Regions from separate parts of the Mus musculus genome. Here regions 2 and 3 are each linked to region 1. Evidence: chromatin loops called from intact Hi-C (ENCODE). Cell type or tissue: left cerebral cortex. All regions are shown on one strand.

The links. Hi-C counts contacts between places; a loop is a spot of excess contacts. Peaks named below come from ENCODE experiments on the same cell type or tissue, not always from the same donor. Only the 100,000 strongest peaks of a DNase experiment are listed, where the experiment ranks them.
Region 2: it touches region 1 in a loop (7-fold over the local background); 26 of 42 quality-filtered maps call a loop at or near these places.
Region 3: it touches region 1 in a loop (2.4-fold over the local background); 2 of 42 quality-filtered maps call a loop at or near these places.

Annotation. Positions count from the first base shown.
Region 1 is chr13:111,234,632-111,242,631 of GRCm38, reverse strand. No RefSeq gene overlaps it. Among named protein-coding and RNA genes, the nearest start is that of 3110015C05Rik, 9.2 kb to the right of the region's middle. In left cerebral cortex, CTCF peaks have their summits at 4,541 (motif pointing right) and 5,178 (motif pointing right); DNase peaks (open chromatin) are centred at 4,516 and 6,714; H3K27ac peaks cover 1,991 bases.
Region 2 is chr13:110,963,351-110,971,350 of GRCm38, reverse strand. No RefSeq gene overlaps it. Among named protein-coding and RNA genes, the nearest start is that of 4930526H09Rik, 64 kb to the right of the region's middle. In left cerebral cortex, a CTCF peak has its summit at 3,034 (motif pointing right); DNase peaks (open chromatin) are centred at 3,057, 3,617, 4,098, 7,817 and 1 more place; H3K27ac peaks cover 2,211 bases.
Region 3 is chr13:110,555,084-110,563,083 of GRCm38, reverse strand. No RefSeq gene overlaps it. Among named protein-coding and RNA genes, the nearest start is that of Gm32990, 9.6 kb to the left of the region's middle. In left cerebral cortex, CTCF peaks have their summits at 4,031 and 4,236; DNase peaks (open chromatin) are centred at 4,910, 6,162, 6,969, 7,299 and 1 more place; H3K4me3 peaks cover 459 bases; H3K27ac peaks cover 5,808 bases.

The DNA of each region.
Region 1 (8,000 bases):
GAAATAGTGGCTAGTTTGGGCAACAACTATAGGAAGCAATGATGACAGGAGTCCTGAAAAAGCTTATAGTTTTTGTGTCTGTGCAATGAGAGTAAAAGGCATATGTCAAAAAAAGTAGGGAAATGGATTCAAACTCATGACCAAGTATTCCTAATGGCAGCAGCTTATACACAGGCAATCAATTTGGACTATAGAGACATGAAGCTCATTGTTCCTGGGATCTATTAGAGATAACAAGTACTCAGAGAACACATCACGTGAGGATGTTGGTAGTTTATATGCAGTAGGATGGTTGGAATTGGGATAGAACAGACAGCTACCACAGCATGACTTGCCAGGAGCCAAAGGCTCAGGGGTATCTGGGGTTGAAGCCGAGATATAAGTGATTGTCTCAGATTTTCAAAACTCAGGCAACGTTGTTCCTGTTGCCAACACAATAACTGGATTGATGGCTTAGGTTTTCTGCGGAAGAGCACAGGTATCCACTCTGTTTTCCCATGCTCAGGAAATATAACATGGAAATTCACATGGCATCTACATTAATGTTTTATTACCAGCTTCACTGTATGATAGACCCGCCTCTATCTGTGGTAGAACAGACTCGCTGAAGATGAAGTGCACATATATACGGTGCAGAGAGAGAAGTCTTCTAGAGGATGTCTACAGCCTGACCTGCATCACTTTGGCAAAAATGTGGAAGTTGAGAAGATCTAGAAATTCTGAACTTTAGGGATTCCTCAATCCATGGCCCGCCAAATGTTTTCACAGTGAAGTCCATCACTGCAAGCACAAAGAACGTTGCAGGGGCCATTTTGTTGCTCATTGTGCAGGTATCAGTGACGATTGAAAATAAGCTTTTAATTAAGAGGATATAGTGAGTAGACATATTTGGAACAAGAGGAACACAAAAGAAAGCAGAGACAACAAAAGAAAGAGAAGAAATAAAAACTTGTTGAAATGGTAAAGCTATAAATAATATCTTCTAAGAATAAAAGGTAATATTGCCTGAGAAACAAGAACAGAATATCACTAAAAATAACCCCGAATCTTCACGAAACAGAAAGAGTTCTTGGAACTTAAAAACAAATTAAAATCTCAGTAGCATTTTTTTTAGAAGACAGAATTTGTCAAATGTCACAAAATGATAAGTGGGAAGTCATCATTTCTTAAAAATTAAGGGATTAATTCATCAAGCGAACCATCCAATTAATAGAAATTATACAAGAGAGACAAGTGCAAAGGGTATGGTGGAAAGAGAGAATTAAGAACAATTTTCCAGTAAAAGTGAAGCTTCTGGATTGAGCTAGTTACCCCAGAGATAGGAGGAACAGTCCATAACACAACTACATTGTTGTGAGCGTTTAGAACTGGAGAGAATAAAAGGGAGAGAGAGGGAGAGAGGGAGAGAGGGAGGAGCAGGAGAGGGAAGAGGATGGGGAAGAGGTGGGGGACACATCTCCTGTTTTTCAGCAGAAATCCCCAACATGTACAAGAAGAACTGAATTGGGGTGTCTGTAATCTTTTCAATGTCAATGTTAACAGGACATTGAAATGACATCAGTCCTACAACCCTCAGAATGAGAATGAGGGAGTTACTAAAGGCTTTCCAGACAAATGCTGAGGCTTCAAGCTCCACCTCCTACCTCATTCTTTATCAGAATTAACCTCTTTGTTTCAGGAAAATCAGAGGTATGTCAACAAGTGAGGCTATGAGAGCTGCAAAACAAAACAAAACAAAACAAAACAAAACAAAACAAAGAAACTAACTCAGGAGATAAGACAGGGACATTTCTAGAATAATAGTGAATGGGGAGGATACATAAATAGGCTTAATCAATATATTCAGAAAGAAGTGGGAAAGGGAAATCCTCATGAGGATGTTACAGAGGACAGTTTTGCTCAAAGAACACCTACCTTCTTGAAAACATGAAGAAAGGCTCCATTCTTAGATTAGTTGTACAGAAAAAAATTGGTTGCTGTGGACTTGATAGGAGACAAAATTGATGTAAGAGGAAGTTGGAAGGCAATTCAATGGGCACTTAATGGCAACTTATCAACAACAGCAGTAGTCTCCCACTAGGGTCTATGAAGTCCTGGCCATTGACTTTTGGGTCTACAGTACTATAGCTGAGTTCTGTCCCATGGATCAGGCCTCAAATATAATCTGAAAGTGGTTGGATATCCCTTTAACAGATGTGCCACTATTACACTCATGGGCTCATTTGTATAAACAGATGGTGTTGTTGAACGTAGAGCCCACAAGTAATCAAGATTGCTGATGGAACTCTCTTCCAGAACCGTGTGACACCTGGATGACTCACCAGTAAGGACAGAGCTTTCTACTCAGTTCTAGATTGACTTCTCTATGAAGGACTACATATTGTGATGGTGGGCAGGCAATGGTTACGATTTCAAATAATCATTAGTCCATTTTTTTTTTCATATTTGGAGAGTGCTCAGAACATGTGATCTTTGAAGGAATAGGCATCTCTGCTCAAGGAAGAAATATAATATTTCTTTAAAGAAATTTCTGTGGTTGATTTTACTGCATTTAACAGTAACAGTTAGAGAGACAGATTATGGCATGTTTAGGGCCATTTTAAGAGCTATCTCTTGCCTTATGTCAGTTGCCCCTCAAACAACTCAGAGAAATGTGAAGACAAGTTTTGCATCTTGTCACATTAATACTTAATATAATATAAACATTAATAACAGTGTATGTTCCCAAAAGTGTCATGCATTTTCCTAAGAAAGGGCTCTCCCTTGTAATAGTTAATACCGCCCACGTTTCTGTCCTTAGGGGAATTGGCATGTAGCAAACTTATGAAAATTTTGTGTCTTGCTTTCCATTAGTGATCCTCATCCTTTGGAACACTGTGACGCTTTAATACAGTTCCTCACATGGAGACCCCAGGCCATAAGATTATTTCATTACTACTTTATAACTGTAATTTTTCTACTGTTATGAATTGTAAGATAAAGATTAGCTAGAGTATTGGATATACAACCCCCAAAGGGTCGTGACCCACAGGTTGAGAACCTCTGTGCTACATCTATTGCTTCATCTCTTGTTTATTCAGGCAACATTTTCCCATCAGTCTGGCTGTAGCCCATGAGCCGTAAAAGGGGTGTTGCTGGCCATCAGATTATTCTTTCTGCTCTGGAACCATGTCTTATTTACGAGGCTCTCTTTTGTCCTGATTGAAGTTTCCTTCAAGGCTTTCCTTCTTGAATGAAGAAAGACCGGGATGGGATATTGTGTCACAGTGGAATGTCAGAGGTGGAAGGTGATGGGGATGCTCTACCGAAACCTCAAGGAGGAAGGATGTTAGTGGTGGGATGCAGTAAGGATACCCCATAGAGAGAGTGAGGAGGAAGAACCATTTATTTTGTCCAACAGCTTCTCCAGAAATGAGAGGAAACAGAAAACAAACAAACAAACAAGCAAGCAAAAATGAACAAACCTTTTCACACATTTCAAGTTCTTAGAGAAGTTGTTTCTACAGTTATATTTGTAGGCTGTGTGTGTATCTTTGTGTATGTGTACTTGTCTCTGTGAATGTGTATCTTGTGTCTTTGTGTGTTCATATATATGTGTGTGTCAGTGTATTTGTGTCTGTCTACCTGTGTGCATGTGTGTGTGTGTGTGTGGGGTCACATTATGTTTGTTTAGAGAAAAAACTTATGTCTTTCAAGACATGGTTGTGTTTTTCTTCCTGGTTTCTTTAGTTTATACATCTGTCTGTCTGTCTATCATCTATCATCTATTTACTTATTACTGTCTATTGTCTGTCTGTTTGTCTATCATCTATTTACTTATTATCGATTTTATAATCCCCCCTCTCTCTTTCTCTCTCTCTCTCTCTTTCACACACACACACACACACACACACACACACACACACACACACACACACACACACATCTAGTGTGTAGGAGTTTTTGCCCATATCTATGTCTGTGTTCCACATGCATGCCCGGTGTCCAAGGAAGTTAGAAGTTCAGATTGCCTGAAACTATAGGTAGAGAAGGTTGGGAACCACCCCGTGTACGCTGGGAACTGAAACAGGTCCTGCAAAATCAATGTTTTTGCAAAATCAATGTTTTTTTAAACTGCCGAACCATCTCTCCAGCCACAACTTGGTTCTTCTTTGTATTCATTTTATTTGAGCTAATATACCTTTTAACATTTCATAGTTTGGTAAAAGTGAATGGATCACTGTGATTTATAAGCGGCCTGCAACTTATTGCTATCTGGCTATGCTCTGGAGAAAATGATGTGTTGAAAGAAAGGTCTTACAAGAGAATTCTGGGGCCACTCTGTACTGCAGTTAAGCATGAGAATAAAATCAAACACTTGGTGTCCTTATCAGAAACACAGGCTTTCAGTCTCATACTATACACTCAGACTGGAGATAAGTGATTTTTTTCTTTTCTCTCTTTAGTGTTATGAAAGAAAAACATGTGGCAGAGATCCTGCCGCTTATGGTCTTGGAATAAGTAGTGTGGCATTTGGAGGAAATTTTCCTCTCTTCCTCTAGATGGCAGCAACATTCTTTAGCACCTAACTAGGCATCTCTGTTGCTAGGCAAACTTGAAATAAAGGGAGCAGCTACAAATCCTGACTCTTTAGACTTTGCGCTCAGGTGTATATAGTACCTTTACTGTACTATTTATATGACCACTGGTGCAGGACTCTATTATTTATTAGTGATATTTTTTGTTTTTGTTTTTTGTTTTGTTTTTTGTTTTTTGTTTTCCTTTGTTTTGCTTTGTTTTGTTTTGTTTTGTTTTTTGAGACAGGGTTTCTCTGTATAGCCTTGGCTGTCCTGGAACTCACTCTGTAGACCAGGCTGGCCTTGAACTCAGAAATCTGCCTGCCTCTGCCTCCCCAGTGCTGGGATTAAAGGCATGCGCCACCACTGTCCGATCTTGTACATCCAGAATGACTTTGTATATACAGGACCATTTGTATTTATAGACCAGGGTTTCTCAGCACTGCTGTTGTTGATGTTTGGGGCTAGATATTTCTTCGTGATGCTAGTATTAAAGGCATGTACCACCACACCTGAAACTAACTCTCTCTCTCTCTCTCTCTCTCTCTCTCTCTCTCTCTCTCTCTGTGTATGTGTGATATGTGCACCCCTTGTGTGTACTACCCTAGGAGTCCAGAAGAGGGCATCAGATGCTTTAGAATGAGAGTTGCAGACAGTTCCTAGTTGCTATATAGGTGCTGGGAATTGAACTGGTTCTGCAGCAAGAGGGACAAAGTGCTCTTAACTGCTGAGCTAGTTCCCCAGCCCCCTCTTGGGATATTTTTAATGGAGGGAGAAAAAAACCAAAACAAACTAATGACTTTGAAAAGATAAAGTAAAGATGAGGCACATGTCATCCTGAAAGAAGATAGATAATTTGGAGTATAGTTTCTTATTAATAATAAGCACAGATATATGGTTCCTATACTTTTTGATTCTTTTTGATGTTAGCAGGTAAGGAGGAGAAAAACTATACTTAAAAAAAAAAAGCTCACTAGTTAGGAAAAATGCAGAAGTTTAAAACTACAGTTTTAGCCAAATTTTAGGATCACTCTATTCTACTTCCTAGTCTAAATTGGGGTTCCCTAGTTCAGATATGAACAGAGTATGCCAAAAGCCAGTACCTGTAGCTTCTCAGCTTGTGTCCCCTTTTGCTGAGCAAGGGGAAACCCAGCTTAAAAGTAAAGCCAGAGCAACATACTACAAAATCACCTCCTCTCAGCTCCCCTTCCACTGTGCATTCCTTGGCGAAGCTCCCCCCACACCCCGTCCCAGCAGGCTGAACAGTTAAAATAGATGAAGTGAACCCAAGAGCATGAGAACATCACGAAAAGCCCTCTTACCACCGAGGCAGGAAGTTGCTGTTGATCTGTCCCACATGCTCACGGTGCATTCCAGGGAAATGGCTTGGAGCAGGAAACACACGTGAGAGCAGATCCCAAATCTGGTTCTGCACAAGTTGCCTAGGTGCCCTTCACATCTGCTTCCACTTAGGAACACCTCTGGCTTCAGAGGAAACAGGTACTTCTCTAAACAACCAACCAAATCCGGCTTCAACATGCACGCAGAATGCCTGGCTAAGTGTGTTTCTGGTGAAACGATGAAGGCCAGAACCTAGAATCTGCACAAGACAGTTTGAGTCTTCTTTTCCTGGACCTAAACAATAGCGACAGAGTCACATGAGGACTCCCAGCTTATGAAATGGCTTAATCCCGAGTGAGCTTGGGGAAGGGATTGGAAGAGCAGAGAAGGCAGTTCAGATGGATGGAGCTGGTCTGACCTTTGAAGACAGCAAGACACTGCTTAAGTTTCTAATACTGTTGGATCAAGCTGTCAAAAACATTGGCACCACTGGAGAAAGAGGCTATTCTCTACAGCCTGTTTCTTCTCCCACGATTCCTGTGACATCCAAGGTTGACAATGGAACAATAGTTCACTACTCTAGAGAGATCCTTTGGAGAGCTACACCCTCCCTGGGAGAGCCACTTTGCAGAAGCCCTCCCAGCAGCCTTGGCTTAGCCGAAGCCCTCCCACTTGGCTTAGTAGCCTCTATCTTTCCACTGCAATGCAGGTCACAAAGCCCCGTGTGTGCTCTGGGAAGCCGCGGATGTGAGGGCAACTGAAGATCAATAGTGAACTGGGTTCAGTGCCAGGGATGGAACTTGACTCCCCATTCTTGTTCCAGAACTCAAGCATTTTGGCTCAGCTAGGGCCAGCCTGCTCCTGTTCATGGAGCTGTCATTTGGTTTTGGTCATTTATGCACCATTTGCTAACTGCTTATAATTCCTGGGCAATTTCGCTCAGTACATGGGAAACAAAGACAGCAAAACAAGGGGGCTGTTATGTTCTGCTCTGCTTTCGTCAGTGAATGAAATTGGCTGAACAGAGTACAAGCTTTCTTTTGCCGCATTGATTAATATTTTTTTTCCTGTATGACATAAACAATTTTAGGAAGAAAATGTGTGCTTGTGAGATAAGTGCAGGATGCCCTGTCTGTTTTTATAAGTATAACATTTATCCGTCTATTTTGGCAGGGAAATAGGTTAGAGTCTGAAAATTCACCATTCAGTCAACAAATCTGTGAACTGATACAAATCAACTGTCGCTGTCAGAGCTGCTGCTGTCCCACATTGGCTCTGGGTAATTAAAGAAATTGGGGGTCCCCTTGGCAGAAAAGACCCCGTGCTTGAGGACATGGCCTCTGTCTTCAGCACCTTCAGCTGGGTTCCTTTCTATAGTGTGTCAACCCCATCTGTGTAGAGGGGGGAAAGATCAGGTCATGCATTATGTCATTAAGTTAGACGCTTTCCTGACAACATAGGTCTTGAGCAGACAAGGAGAGAGCTCCTTCTAGGAACACAGCAAATGCAAAGATGTCACTATTTATTCTGAGGGAACACTACCAAAGCATGCTGGGTTCTTGTCCCAGAAGTTCCTCCATGCAGCTGGGCCAATCAAGCCTGCTGTGGGCTCTAGGAAGGCTTGCAAACTATAGGGAGAGGGTAAAGGAAGAACTCAGCACCTAGAGTGCTGGCTAAAATTAGGAGCCTTCACAGGTTATTCCAGTGGGCAGGTCTGGCTGCAGCCTGCTTTACACATGCACCCCACAGCTGTCTGCTGAGGAATAAGGCTTTCTAGTGTCTCCAGGTTGACATCCGTGGCCTCTCTGTAGCCTTCTGAGTATGACTGTAGCCCTGATCCCATTTTATTTTTTTCTTGAGCCAGACAGGCTCAGATTGCGATTATATTTTGGAGCCAGAAGGCTGGGAGGGCTATCTGGAGTCTTGGAGTCAGCTTTTTGTGGTTTCTTTATCGTGTAATTCTAGTAAACACAATCCATCAGCCTGTCTTACACAGGAAAGGGCATCATTTGTAGGCAGTCCTCAACTTATGAATGGCTTGTGTTCCAAAATTTGTTTGTGGTCAGTTGTTGGGGCTGTAGAGGCAGATCCCCATAGTAACAA
Region 2 (8,000 bases), 270 kb after region 1:
AATAACACCACACAAACCATTCATCCAGGAGCAGAACTAGAAAAAGGTGAAAAACAAAACTCCAAAAAATGCCATGGATAAGTGTCTAATAGGAAGCCTTTCTGCAGATCTGTCATTAACAGCTTCACCATGGCCAATGGGTAGAGAAGGTTGAAGAGGACTTTCTAATTAGTTCTTGCTATAATATACATCAGCTGCCCAGTATTGGAACAAGGTAGGACCAGCTGTCATAACTGAGGAGAAAACCTTTAATTCCCTCTTCACTGCTCCTCCACAGCCCTACAGCTGGGCAACCATCTGTGACACACATCTATCTCCTACTGTTACAGGGACCACTAACACTCTAGATCACTGGCCAATTGAAAGGGAAATTTTTCTAACTGATTTTTGGTAATAGTTCCCAAAGGCCAAACTAGAAAGATTGTTCCGTTCTTGAGGCCAGATAGGAAACTCCTGATTTCTAAGAATGAAGGACACTTTGAAACGCTAGCGAAGAAAACCCTCGTGGTTTCCACAGTTCCCTTTCCTGGACTTCAATGATGAGACACTGAAAACTGTCATTAACCCTGACAGTGGAGTCCAGTGCTAACTGCTAATGGAGACTGGTGAATTCTCTGGCTAACCCTCAAGCCACCTTTTTTTCTAAGTATTTCTTTTTTGAGACAAGATTTCATAGAGCTCACAGCTCTATGTAGCCGAAGGTGACCTTGAACTCTTGATCTTTTTGAGCTCAGGCTGGCCTTGCATCTACTATGTAGCTGGAGATGGCCTTGAATTCTTGATCTTCCAGCCTCTAACTCCTGTGTGATAGGCTATAGGCCTGTGCAACTGTACTCATCCCCAGCTTTGTTTCTGAATTTCTGCTGGAGCTGCTCACATATTCCTGGAAGCTGGCACCTGACTGAGAAGCCTAAACTTGCTGGATTGAGCATGAGTGTGCAGTAGAAAGTGGATAAAGAGAAAAAATTATAGATTAAATAACCACACCCATGTGGTACGTGGGTTGTACAGTTTTGCATTCTTTCCTTTCCATCCTTTCACCATGAGTAGAGAAGTACAATTTAACCCATATGCCATTTTAAAGTCACCTTCTAGTAAGTCATAATCAGACGAGAACTTGAACATGACGTTAGAAGCAGAAACCAACTTGCTGAGAAATCATCCGGGCTTCCCCCAACAGTCATTTGAGTGGGTTTTTAGAAAAGTAGAAAATTTCCAATTCTAGACAGACTCTGGTTTTCAAATCTTTCCCATAGTCCTTCAAATATTGAGTCTTAGGTCCAGCTGCTCTCCTCATTATTGACATACTTTGTCTTGTGCCCTGGGAAATCAAAGTTTCATTCCAACCTGGATATAGATAAGGGCCCACTAAGTCAGACATAACTGTGAGGCAGGTTTGGGGGACTGGAGTTGGTAGCCATCTGCACACCCTAGAAAGATGCAGCATTGAAGATGATTAAGTGGAGAGAGCAAGGAAGGAACTGTCAAAGACAACATCTTTCTGATGTGTATGGTGATTTCACGGTGGACCTCTGCAGCTGGTGTGTGTGTCAGGGGAGGAGGATGAGAAAGGAGCTATAATAGACTTTGTACAGTGACTGGCTTGAAATTAAGAATCCCTATTAGCCCTAGCTCTGCCGGTGAAGTATGAAGCCTAAGGCATGTCAGTTCCCATCTTATTTTAAAAGCAAATAGATGAAGTAATTTATGCATCGATCTAGTGCTCTTTTCTTTGTTAGAAACTTCGTGATGAAACAGAAATGACACATTTTAGAGCAGAAGAGATCTTACAGTTGTATGCTCTATGGCCTGGTCTAGTGATATTCCTTAGTTTCTTATTCATAAACGGAAGAGAACAAAGGCCAGAAAGTTGTTATAAAAGGACAGCCAGCATCACAAACACTTTCCAAGGTTCCAGAATATAGATGACTGTAACCAGGAAGATCACCATATCCAATGGTGCCATGACCTAGTCTGAAATAGACACATGTTGGAGAGTGACAATTGCTGTGACGAGACTCTATGACTACCCAACTCTTATAAAGGAAAACATTTAATTGGGGCTGCCTTACAGTTTCTAGGTTAAGTCCATTTTCATCATGGCAGGAAGCATGGCAGCATCTGGGCAGGTGTGGTGCTGGGGAAGTAGCTGAGAGTTCTACATCTGGATCTGAAAGCACCAGGAAGAGAAAGAGACACTGGGTTTGGCTTGAGCATTTGAAACTTCGAAGCTACCTCCAGTGTGGCACACCTCCTCAACAAGGCCATGCCTCCTAATAGTACCACTCCCTCTGCACCTATGGAGGCCCTTTTCATTCAAACCACCACACAGGGGGCAGTGCTAGATTCACTTCTGTCCCTGGTGATAAATAGCCTGGTGTCTATGTAACTAAAAATAAAATAACGCAAACCTCTGGCTTGGTCTTTGAATAGAAAACTGATGCCACAGGCTTAAAAACATTATCAGCAGTTTGGGTTCCATTGCACCATATGCCTCAATCCAACTCTGTGGCCTGGAGAACGTCACTTGGAGAACGTCACTTGGCCCTCTTGGCTCTGCTAGGAAGTTCTCCTAGTGGAGGAGAAGGCGACAGCATGTGTCTGGCTGCTTCAATCCTGCCCGGGAAGTGCAAAGCCCCATCGGCTTAAAGGGATTGAAGAATGACTTCTTTGGATGATCTTCCTGGCGCTCTTGGACTCCTGTGTTGAGAACTGAGGGGTGAGGATTAGGGAGAAGCTCCAAAGACATTGGCTTAAGCTCATTGCCACTGTTTTGGCCAATTTAAGCACGTGTAGGAAAAACAGAGAAATAAATCCATATGGTATTACATTTTCACCAACAACGAACTACTCCTGTTTATAAGAAAAATGACCTTTAGGTAAATTTGATGCCTGGGAATCACCTGAAGAAAGATTATTTTTTTGAAAGCTGTTGTGCCTGTGTGAGCCAAGAGTACTTCACGGCTATGAATTTGACAATTCAGTCTCCACAAAGCAACTGTTTGATCCTAGCAGTGATTGGAACTCTGTCCTCTAGAGGGCAGGAATGTACCAGATTTAAAGAACATGGAGGCTTGCACTGTGCTAGGGAGGAGCCAAATGCCCTGCTTACACTGTGTGAAAGAGGAAGGGAGGGAAAGAGATTACCCTAAACTAGTCTCTTAGACTAGGAACAGTAGGAAATCTTGTCTTGAATATTGAATAAGGTATTTTTAAATTGATGTGTTTTATTTTTTTTTTTCTTGGTTTATCTTGGCTTTCCTCTGCACCAACCCAGCTGGTCCTTGTTTTCATTTTTGTAGTTTTGTTTCGTTTTTCTTCAGATTTTGTACTTTGTATTCTAGGTTGGACATGAACTCACTATGTTGTTCAGGATAACCTCAAATTCCTGATGGCCCCGCCCCCACCTCCCACATGTTGGAATTATATGCATGTACCCACCACGCCCAGCTAAGAAATTCTTACAATGATTAAGCACCTTTTAGCTGAGACATTAACAGTAGAAGTAAGTTTCCTTGGCACAGCCCTTTCAGAGCGTGGGGAGACCAAGCCTGGAGCAGGGAATGGTGTCTTTTAACTCATTCTACAGATCCTGAGTAGCCTAACACAGGAGGATGCTCTGCAGATTAATCAGAAACTGAACATAAAAAGATCACTTGGGATGTTAAAACATAAGAACTGTCAGTCAAGATCTCTGGGATTGGCAGTCTGAGAGTCTTAGAAGGCCTTTTCTCCCATGCCATGGCTTTTCAGTTAACCCAGTGCTAGATGCTCTTTGTCTCCCTTGGAGAGAAATTGCCTTGAGAATATGCTTCATGTTGGCAGAGGGATTGCACAGGGAGGTTTAAACAGCAGGCTGCCGAGAGTCCAGGACATGTTGAGGCATAACCTGCTGCCGGTGGACCATGCTGCTCCAGGCGTGACCTGGGAGTTACCGGCAGAGTTTCACACCATTGTTCCTGCTGCTCTGCTTGCTCTCCAAGGAGAGGAAGGCTTACACCACAGCTTTCCCAGGGTCCAGACACTTGCCAGCAGCTGACCCATCAGGAAATGGCCTCTCCCCTCTTCCTTCCCACATTCCTTCCTTCCTGAGCTTCCCCAGTCCAAGGTGTGGCCGCGCGCCCAGAAGATCTGCTCTGCTTGATTGACAAGCAAACAAAACCTTCCTCTTAGATAAGCAAGATCACAGGTCTGTAGGAAATCTATTTGTTTCTGGATGGAGCTTGTCTGCTCTCGCTGTCTCAATAGCTACAGTGCTGACTTCATAGTTTCTTATCATATCTTTAGGATGTGTGGAACAGTAAATCCTAAAACAATGAGCTCTGCTTTGTAACATTTTTTTTAACAGGCTAATTCACAGTGAAATACTACACTTTGTTCTACAGAGTTTATGGTGGTCTCCCTTGGAGTCCTTAGCCATTTGTACTGTGCAATAAGAAAGACTAGAAGAGAGATTTCCTTTTTGAACTTTCTTTTTAATTTAGTTCTTTAGAAATTTGTTATTCCTGACAAGAGCTGGGAATTCAGGAAAGGGTGCCCCTTGCCACTTTTGGGGAGAATCTTTTTAACACAGATGCAACCCAAGAGAGAATGACAGAAAACTGTGCAATATTTTGGCTCAACAAGGTTGTCCCTTGACTTTTACATTTGTGTAAATGGAGAGCCTTCTTGGGATTTTTTTTCTTTGTTGCCTCTTGTATGGCTCTAGGTAAACCTGTGTGTGTAGGTATGCATGTGTGTGCATGTGTGTGTGTATGCATAAAAGGACCAAAGGTAAACTACTTCCAGATTCATTTTAAAGCTGATGCCTACCCTAAGATCATTTAAGGAAGAGCAAACATGTTTCTTCTTTTTAAAAGAATTTTTAAAACATTTTTTTAATTGTTCGCAACGGTTATCACTAATATCAGGTCTAGGAAAAGAGTATCTGCAGCAGACATATTGTTTCATGTTTTATTTCCCAGATGGACAAAAGGGAGATATATACATAGAAGGGGTTGATAGCAATCTCCAGAACGGCCTGTTCGTAGCCTGCAAGATAGGTATTGTTATCCACGTTGATCAAATGAGAAAACTGGTGCTTGGGCAGGTGAGTGAATTGCTATATTTACTCAGCATGTAAAGTAGGATTAGTAATCGAATCCATGATCTCAGATTTCATGTTTTGCTTCTTTAAGAGTACGTTTATTTTTACTATGATGTTTTAAAATGAGCATCTGTAACATGTGACCAGGAACTCAACTTTTCCCTCCTCTCAGTGTCCAAACTAGAGCTGTCTATTCAGCATGAAGATGTTTTCTGTGGTTGTGGTGGTTTGGCTAGGTATAGTCCCAGAGATTCATGTGTTTGAATCCTTGGCCATAGGGAGTGGCACTATTAGAAGGTTTGGCTTTATTAGAGGAGTGTGGCCTTGCTATAGGAAATGTGTCACTGTTGAGGCAGACATGAGGTCTTAAATGTTCAAGCTACTCCCAGTGTGAAACATATTCAGGCTCCTAGCTGCTTTCAGATTAAGATGTAGAACTCTCAGCGCCATATCTGCCTGCATGCTGCCATGTTTCCCACCACAATGGACTGAACCTCTGAAACTGTAAACCAGCCCCAATTAGTTGTTTTCCTTTATGAGAGTCACCATGGTTGTGGTGTATTTTCACAGCAATAAAACCCTTCAAATATACAAGACAACGTGACATGTGGCCAAACAAAGAAAAGCACTAGGGTCAGTATATTTGTGGCTTAATTTTCTGGTTGTAGTTAGAGAATTTTAAGAAAGTTTATATTAGACTCCTTTCTTCCTCTTTTAAGAAAGGAAGGAAGGAAAGAAGGAAGGAAGGGAGAGAGAGAGAGAGAGAGAGAGAGAGAGAGAGAGAACACCAAGGAAACCTAACAACATTCATTTAAAGGTTTATATTTTTGTTTTTGTTGTTTGGTTTTTTTTGGTTTTTGGTTTTTTTATATCAAGCATCTGTTTTCAAATCACATTTGGCTGACTCAAGTGTAAAACAATAAATTCAAGAAACACTTGAATTGTGTTTTCCTTGAAGCCCTCCTGGGTTTAAATGAGAAGAGGAATTACATTCTACTAAATGCATTTTGAATTTATTTGGAGCTCAAACATTTGGAAAGGCATTTATGACATCTGAGAATGTCCTCTGGACATTAAAAAAAATACCTTATTATCACAACAGTTTTATCACTCTAGACAGAGATGCAGTACATTTTTATGTTTTAAAGAGATAGAAAATATAAGAAACCCAGCGCTGGGGATGAGGAGATGGTTCAGTGGGCAAAGCACTTTCTGCACAAACCTGGGGACCCGAGTTCAAATCTCCAGCACCCACATGCAGAGGTGTGTGGCGATGAACTGTTGTAATCCCAGCACCGACAGACAGAAACAAGTGCCTCCTTGTAGCTCTTTGACCAGGCAGTCTAGAATGGCCATCTGCAGGTTCAATGAGAGAACCAGTTTTCAGAGTGGAGAAGCAATTACAGAAAACACTCTGATGGCAACCTGTGGCCACACACACCTGCATGGGTGAGCACACCTACAAGTGTGTACACGTGTATGTACAACTATGCAAAGAAGGAGGAGGAAGAGGAGGAGGAGGAGGGGAAGGAGGAGAGGAGGAAGAGAAGAGGGAGGAGGGAGAGGAGGGGGAGGAGGAAGAGGAGAAGAAGAAGGAGGGGGAGGTAGAGAGGAGGAAGTGGAGGAGGAGGAGGAGGAGAAGGAGGAGGAGGAGGAGGAGGAGAAAACAAACCAAGAACCTGGAGAGGGTAAGAGCAAGCAGTTCTCAAAAACCCTTGTTTTGGAGTTTGGTAAGTAGCCAAGTGGTGGATTCCGTTCTTAGTGTACCAGGGGCCCTAGGCTTGAAATCCAACACCCAGACCAAATTATTTCTGTATTCTTTTTTCAAGGTAAGAAGAATGGTAGAAAGTGAACTTGAATCCATGAGGCAAGGGTGTGATGAAATGTGTGTTACACTAGGCTTAACCTGTGGCTTTTGTTTCTCTTCCTCTCGCTGGATTTATTTTCCTAAATGCTACTCTTGAGTATTTTATGTTTTAAAGACTTATTTTCTAAACCACGACCAAACCAACTTCTATAAGAAGGTCCTTCATTTGGGGCTCAGTGTTGCAGATGTCAGTAAAGCCCATGAGCATCCTGGTGGGCAGCATGGCAGCAGGCAAGATACAGTCTAGTGTTCTTAGACCTTACGTGATCAGACTTCTGATCCTGTTGCTTCCATGTCCTTAAGTCTGGAATTACAGGTATTTGCTTCCAGGATCAGCAGCATCAGCCTTTCTTACAAAATGCATTCACAGGAATGGAAGCACTTAGAGACACAGCTCCTGGAGGGTGGTGTTGGGTCACATTCAGGTTATCGGAGTCAGAGCTCAAAGTACTACTTCCTATTTCTATCGAAATATATGGAGACTTGGCCAAGGGAGAATCGCAGGCACCCTATGATTAATGTCAGAGCGCAAGGTCACGGAGGAACATGGGGTGATGGTTGGTATGTAGTCTTTCAAGCTGTAGTCCGAATGCCCCAGGTATGAAACAGCGCTTGTGGAGAGCTCCAGAGACAAAGGATGAGGATACGTTCATCGATGCAAACTGACAGGTGGAGGGTAAGACTTTCTCTTTTCAAGTGACTTATTTTCAGTTCTTCTAGGCCATAGACATGCCTGGGCATATCTTGTAGATTGCAGTGAAGTGCCAAGAGGGTGGCATTGACATAAAGGACCCGGTGTCTGTGCACATGACTTTCTCCAGCAGTTGGGTGGGGAGAGTAGGTGACTATGAATACAATATGAGCTGTCGCTCTTAACTGTCGTCAGTGCAGTTGCCATAGATTTGTGCCTCAGCCTGGGTTCAGAGGAAGCTACAAATAAAAGCCGGGGGAGTTGTTCTCTTGCAGAATAAAAATTAACACTATTTTGGGAGCAATACATAGAATAACACACAGTTGCCAAATTTTCCAAACTCTGTTATTGGATGT
Region 3 (8,000 bases), 680 kb after region 1:
GTCCTATTGTTCAGCACTTCCTGATCCTGCTTGTTCCCTCTGACTCACCACACATGAAATCATAGCTAAGAAAGCTTCAAAGGGACTGTGGAAATCCTTAGACACACACTGTTCAAATGATGAATAGTGTCAACCATAGAGGGACTGTAAACAAACCCACGTTTATCATGCAGTTGTGCTATGTGAAGACTTCATCTCCAAATAGAGGCCTGGGGAAGCTTAATCTACTTCTCTTGGGTCAAGACCCCACACATCTCTTCAGTAAAGCTCTAGCAGAATTGAGTTTCTTCTTCTTCTTTGTACGTGGTGTGATTTTGAGCTTTTTTTTTTCTCTATATTTCACTGTCACTTGCCCAGTGTGTCTTTTTCTGCCACGTGACCTGACATAGGTCATTACAGGAAACCTTGCTGAAACACTAAGTTGTAGACAGGAACCTTTCTTGACGTCATGATATATATTTAGCCATGCTTTCTGTCTTTTAAAGGGGTATTCAAATCCACTGTAGCCCCCTCTAGAATACCATGCTGGCATGCTCCTCCAACTCAAAGCATTGGGTAATTTCTTTCCAGGGTAGCAAGGACAAGTTTGAAAGAATCTGGCTTTGCATCCTACCAGCTTACATTCATTTACTGGGTAACATAGCTGACCTTGAATTCACTACGTCATAGGCCAGGCTGTTCTCAAGTTCATGGTCCTCCGGTCTTAGCCTCTCATCTTTAGTAGAAGTATTTCAATGTATTGGGAAATGAAGAAAATAGTTAGGGTTTAAACTGAGCATTGAGGCTGGAGGAACACACTGGTCAAACTAGAGAGTCTCAGAAACAACCAGACTGTACCCAGCTTATAAGATCTGTGGGGGTGGGGGTGGGGGGACAACAAAAAACAAAAACAAATGCCAGCTCACAGCTCTTTCTTTTTATCTTGCTCGTAAGGAGGCAAGAGAGTTTGATTCAATTCCCAGATCACACTGACAAAGAAACTTACTGGACAGGGCCCTCATAGACCCCACCTTTCCCTGAGGGACAATGGTAATTAAAGGTTTCTGGGGAGAAGGTGTCATTTTCTCCAGTGGTGAGTCAGCCCTTGCTCTGGTAAACAACCAGCCATGCTCAGGGTAGAAACTGATTAGACTCAGTGGAGGGCACACAGAACGAAGAGATGAAAGTAGGAGGGCACTAGATGGGGGGGGGGGGATAGGAGAGGGGCGATGAAGAGAGAGGGGGAGGAGGAGAGAAGGTTCCACTACACGATGGACAGGGATTGGAAAAGGGCAAGGAGAAGAAGCAATATGAAGTTAGGGAAATTCATTATATAAATGAATGAAATTGTCAATTTAAATGAAGAACATGCCCCCGGTGGGAGATTAACATCCTTACAAGTCAGGTTTTATTTCTGATGTTTCAGATAAACGAAGAGGAACCCAGGCTCCCTTGTGAAGACCTAGGGTTTGATACCTCCGATGGGCCACGATGGAAATGAAAGCTTAGGAAACAAAGAAAAACCTAAACTAAACTAAAACCAGCTTTGTTTCCTTTATGCACATAGGTCAGTTTCAAAAGTAAGAAAAGGATGCATGGGGTAGCCGCTAGAATCATCGTCCAGTTATGAAGTTCATCTTGTCCATCTCTGGCTATATAGTTCTTAAGAAACCCGAGGAGCGAAATAAGGAAATACGGTGCATTATGCAAAAGAAGTTATGATTAGCTACAACAGCAAGCAGGACCTCAGTCCTAGGCCGATTCTTATCTCATATCAGCAACTAGACATTCAAAGCCAATATCCAACCAGGAACCGCGGAGCAATGGTAAACGGAAGTGCTTAGAGTTCCTGCTTAGAAGCATTGATCGTCAATTCCCTCTGGTTCCTTTGCACAGAATGCAATAGAATGGCCCAGTCTCCATCCATCATTAAGGGGCTAACTTGAGATAATTTAGCTTTCTATGTTAAACATTTTATTTGTGTGTATTATGTGAAGGTGTGTCTGTTTACACAGGTACATTCCAGCCATGTCTCCAGGCTGTATGCCTCCGCGTGCACCAGGCTTGCCAGCCCTGGAGGTTCCTGGGATTTTCTTGTCTTCTTTTCTCAATGTAAGCATGATGCGATTACCCATCCTCACTAATTTATTTGACATTAATTTGCGTTTCGGGATCTACACTCCAGCCTCTAAGCTCGCACAAGTACTTTCACCCACTGAGTCATGTTTAAAAGGAGCCGAAGCAGGCGTTCTCTTACACGGAGAGCGAAGCTTGCCAGGGAGGAAACTGCAGAAGCAAAACCAAAACAGACGGAGAAGTTCCGAGTGTCCTTAAGAAGTTTGTACTGCCTGAGTTCCTCTTACATAAGTGCCTGCTGTTTTGGGCTAACACGGGGCTGAGGAACAGAGCTCCTGTGGAGAAGGTCTACATCTATGCGTGCTATGGTTTGACTCAGTGTAACCTACAGGCCCGTGTGGAGGCTTGATCCACAGCGGAGGTGGTGTTGCCTTTAGGTGGTGCAGGCAAATGGCAGGCCTTAAGCCAATGCGGGCAAGGCACTTAAGGGGATGTTGGACACCTAACCCATTCCCTTCCTCCTTGCTCTTTGCTTCACAGACATCATGAAGTGAAACGCTTGCTCCACCATGTTCTCCAATCTGATGTGGTCTCACTATCCTCAGACCCAAACTTGAATTGAAACTGTGAGAGAAATAAACTTGTCTTGGTTAAAAGTTGATTTATGTCAGGATTTTGTTAAAGTAAGAGAAAACTGACTAGCACAATATGCATACTTAGATGTACGTATATGTGTGTATACACACACATGCATGGGTATGCAGACATATGCATGTATGTATGTGTATCGGTGCTAGGGGATATAGGGTCAAAAGAAAAGATGTTTAAAAGAGTGTATGAGTTATATGTTCCCTTTTCGAAAATAGAATTCCAATTCTTTGGTTTGTGCATCATATATAGTATCCCATATAGGTAATGTTTTTTCTTATAACTCTTTACTTTGTCACGCACACAGTTTCTTTTCTGTCTTTCGGCTGTTAAAATAGCAAATAATCCAGGTTTACTTTTGCCCAGCTTCCTTCTTTCATCTTATATGTCATTGCTTATATGTCATTGCTAGCATTTTTTCCCCCAGAGCTTGGGCCTGTTGTCTCAGCAACTGCTTTCCCCTCTGCTCCATCATTTATCAACGGCACTGGTTTTGCTTCTGTGTTTATTTTCCTTGAGTCTCAGAGGATGACTTTTCTGGAGACCAGAATGTCATGTATGCCCAGTGTCTCATAGAACTTCTTGCATATAAAAATAAAGATAGTTACATACATTGTTGGCAAACAGAAAATCTGAGCAGTAGATGAAATACTGAACAACATATGACATATATGCAGGATATTTCTCGGCTGTGGTATACTTGTTGACCCTATACAAAGCCCTAGATTTGATTTCTAGAACATCAATGAAATCTTTACATGTCAAAAAGAGTTAGTAAACCAGAATTATGCCTAGAATATAAGGCCATGGATCATGTAAAGATTTGTGGATTGACGTGCAAACTCTAGTACATCAATTGCTTTTCTTGGCCCTTGTTATAATCTTTGTCTCTTTCCTTCATTTTGAACTATATCTGGACCTAGAGTGATCAGTAAAGATAAGAAGCTGTATGCCTGGAGAAACCTGAGTGTCAAGCCACCCTATAAGGTTATCCTACTCAAGGGAAGAGCCTGGTCCAGAACATGACACCAGTTGTCTTCTCCTGTCTCTATTGCATGAGTAGAACCAAACACAGTGGCACACACTTATAGTCCTTGGTGCTTGGGAGGTAGACAAGATGGATGGCATGTGCCAGGTGACCAATGTTAGCCTGAGCACCATAGCAAGACCCCCATTTCAAAACAAGAAAATAGTTTTGTCTAACAGTGACAGCTCTCTCCATGCCTATTCAGTAGCTGTTAAGACGCAAAGCTTCCCTTCAGATGACAAATGATACATTGTTGCCCTTATAATGAAACAAACTTGCCATAGACCCAGCTTTGATTTCGGAGTTTTGTCAAGGTAACTCAGACATAAGGATTACTGTCCTCAGAGATGTGTCTAACCCTGAACTGTCTTCCAGATTAGGCTACAGAACCCAGTATCTGGAACTTCAAGAGGTGCGATGCCTCTCTTTGCTCTGCTTTGCTGTCACCTAGAAGCAGCAGCTGCTGCTGAGGAAAGATGACCTAGAGGATGTCTGGGGCCATTGCAGCCAGAGGAAGAAGAGGAGGGGCTGACTGAGTTGAATTGGCAAGTTGTGTGATTAAGTCTGAATGGATAAATGTCATACATGAGAAACTGTGCTACTGTAACACTGGATCCATGAAGGTGAGTTAGTTTAATGTCTGTTGGAAGCCTCACAGAGGTATTTGGGGAAACAGACCCTGAACTGTCGGATAAATTACTTCTGGAACGAAGCTCAAAATTATCCTAGAAATGAAGCTATGCACCAAAGCAGGAAACTCCTCCTGCGAAGCTCACGTGGTCATCTTTCTGGGCCTATTACAGGGTGGAAATTCAGTCTTCCTCGTCTTAATTAGCGTTTGTGGTTTCATAAGGGTGGCCCAAGTCGTGAAATTTCCTCTCTGTGTTATTGTACAGAGGATTCCGCGAGAAGGGACCGCAAGCCCGAGTCCTTCACAGTTTTGTTGAAGAATGTCAGCAAATTACCATTGTTTGGAATCACACGCTCATAAGCTGGGCAGCAGAATATTTATGATACGAAAACAATCACAAAAGCCTTTGCCGCGCTGCCTTATTGACACAGCTTTCCCGTCCCCACATCTTGCTTCCTCTCAGGAAAGTGGGACGTGTTGGATGATTTCCCAGGTTCTATTTGGAGAGGAAGTCTATACGTTTTCCACCACGCAGACCCTGCCAATCTGCACACTCCAAAGAACACCTGCAACTAACAACTACGCCTGCTCTCTTTTGTGTGCCCGCAGCTATCAAAATAAATGAGTTACCCCGGTTGGGAAAATTACATCTCTTTTCGGAGTAACCTTGCTCTCTGCACGTGCGCAAGGAGTCAGACACCGTGATGCTGTGCCCAGTGCTCCTGACTAGAATTATAATCCAGACATTTTGCGTTACGTCATTGTCAGTAAGTGTACTAACAAGAGCTATTAAGATCTCATGACCTGCCTGTCCCCTTTTTACTAGTACTTCTCCCCTATTCTGCTCACGGTTGATTCTTAACCAGTATAATAATGGGAAAGAAGGACCTGCCTCTTTTCTTTGCCCAGATCTGCCACTAAGATTTTGAGTCCTCTCTCCCCTCCCTCCCTTCCTCCCTCCCTCCCTCCCTCCCTCCCTTCCTCCCTCCCTCCCTCCCTCCCTCCCCCCTCCCATCTCAAGCATCCTTGTAGGCTAGCATTCAAAAGAGAATGGACAGTTGCTTTCCTCCTGAACATCTGTCCAAGCCCCCAGGATCTGAACTTTGGCTCAGAACGCTGAGAACTCACAGCAGCTGTATGGTCAGCTTTCAACACAGCACATGCATGGGGAAGGACTTGCTGCTCAAATGAATGTTCATTTACTGTTGGGTATTTAGCAACCCTGCCCTCGAACATAGGGCTAGTCACAGAATATTCCTTTGATGGAAAAAAATAGCAGGAGATACATCCACAAGCAAAAAAAAAAAAAAAAATCAAAACAAAACAACGAAAACAACAACAGCAAAAAGCTCCAAACCCTAATCACTACATCTAACAAATTCTGCTTCTTCCCTGATGGTCCTGTTGCTGCTGTAGCCACTCCTAATATATCTCCGGGCACAGTAATGATGCTGGTGATGGTGATTCCAGGTTTGGGGTGGTGGTATGAGGTGCATAGGTCTGTGCACATGAAAAGAGATCGCTTTGGCTCAGCACCCACCTCTACTTTGGAATTGCCCCAGGCAGGACAGCCTGGTTTGGCAAAATATGTACCCGACTTCTAGATACTGGGAAATGCACCCCAAAGCTACAGCATCTATATCCCGTGTCTTCAGTCACTCCTTGGGGATTGGCTACTTCCTTTAAGTGACTCAGTGTCAAGGGTTCAAAACGTTCAGATAAAACCATTTTGAAGTGTTCTGTTCTGGCCAGATTGACTTCCTACCCTGTCCCTCCCTGCTGTTCATCTCCTTTAAATACTCCTAAAGCTTTTAGTCATCTTACAGAACACTCAAGCTTAACGCCTTCACTGGGGCTTTCTGGTTATTTTGAGAACATCCTACCCAGAACAGGCCACATCTCCTTATGCCGATTTCTGCTCTCTCTCTCTCTCTCTCTCTCTCTCTCTGTCTCTCTCTCTCTCTCTCTCTCTCTCTCTCTCCCCCCTAAGCTTAACAATTCTGGACCATAACAATTCTCCAAGCTCCCAGCAGCAATGGTCTCCTTTTAGTAAACAAGCCATTGAATTCTCCTACTTAACCAAGCTCCCTAGCAGTCGTGATGCTGGGTTTCGCCTGACCATCATGATGCCACGCCTCCATTTTCAGCCTCATCCACGTGCCTTGGCAAAAGCTACCTCTAAAAAGTCCCTTAACCCTCAACAACGGACCTTTAAACTCTGATATTTCCAACAAATGTTAACATATGATAATATCTCTTGGGATTCTTCTGATATGAGATGAAAACAAGTCACTATTGTTCCTATGCCACTCCTACATGGGGGTTCTCTATATTCTGCTGCTGATTCTGACAGACACCATATAACCACTGGCAACTAGCACCAGTGATCACTGGTGATACAAGAGACATCTTACCTTTGCATTAGGAAAATAGAAATGGAAGTGTTTTTTTTTTTTTTTCAAGAGACGGTGATGAGTAGGAGCAGCTCTGAAATTTAATAGTGTTTTCTGTAAGTCTTTTCTTACATTGAGGAGAATAAACATGCTAAATTAGTGTGACTTACCATAAAGCATGCAGCAGTAAAAGCAGGGCTCCCATTTCCGCTTGAAGGTTTTGCACATGTGTAGACATCTGTGCGTTTCACAGTCAAAGAACCATGCAAATGTCTGAGTCACACGTAGTTATAAATTTGTTTATTCATGAATGCATTCGCTAAAACACTTTAATGTAACCCTTTCATTTTAGAAGCTTTGCAAAGTTGCTTAAAAAAATAATAATCATCCTTTTATTTAAGAGCTAATAATATAAAGAAAAGATAGATATATAAACTGCTGATATTTTTCAAAGCATGGCGAGCCTTACTTGAGACCTTTTGGGCACACAGGACAGACAGACAGACAAGCAGGATCTTCTGGCAACTTCAAGGTCAGGAGGAAGCCAGATTCCTCCTGTTGTGATTCCCTGCCAGGTTGTCTTGGAGACCATCATGGCTGTTGGAGCTTTAGCTATCACATCCGCATTCCAGATCCTAGGAAGAAGGAAGAGGGGAAGGGTCCCTTGCTTTTAAGGATGCTTCCTGGAAATCCCACACAATGCTTCTATTTATAACCACACTAGCAGTCAGGACAGTCACAAAATATAGGCTATGTGTTGGGACTTTTAGTTAGTGACAATGTTAGCAATCAAAGAAATACACAAAAAGGTCTGGGCTTTGCTTCTGGTTGGAAGTGGGTCTGGGTAGTGTTGCAGGTGCCCTACATTCCCTGCCAGAGTCTCCAGTCTGAATATATGGAGAATAAAGTCATCTTCAGAAGAGTAACTTGTGAATGACCTATGGGAAGTTGAGTGACAAACTGGAGGAGATCATTGTCTAACTGGTGAGCCAGAAAATAAAACAAAAGAACAAATAAACAGGGAAGCTGGACACATGGCCTCATGACCTGAAAGCCCAGAACAGTGGATTCACTTCACTCAACCAAGATAGTGTTTTGTGGCCCTTCTGCCATGACTCTCTACACTATAGACAGGCCAACTGTGAAGCTGGTCACAATGCAGTTCACAGGGATGGGCAATGCACTCAGATATGCCACAGCTCTCCTGAGGTTTATTTTGTTGTTTGAGAGTTTTGGAGGTTCTGTT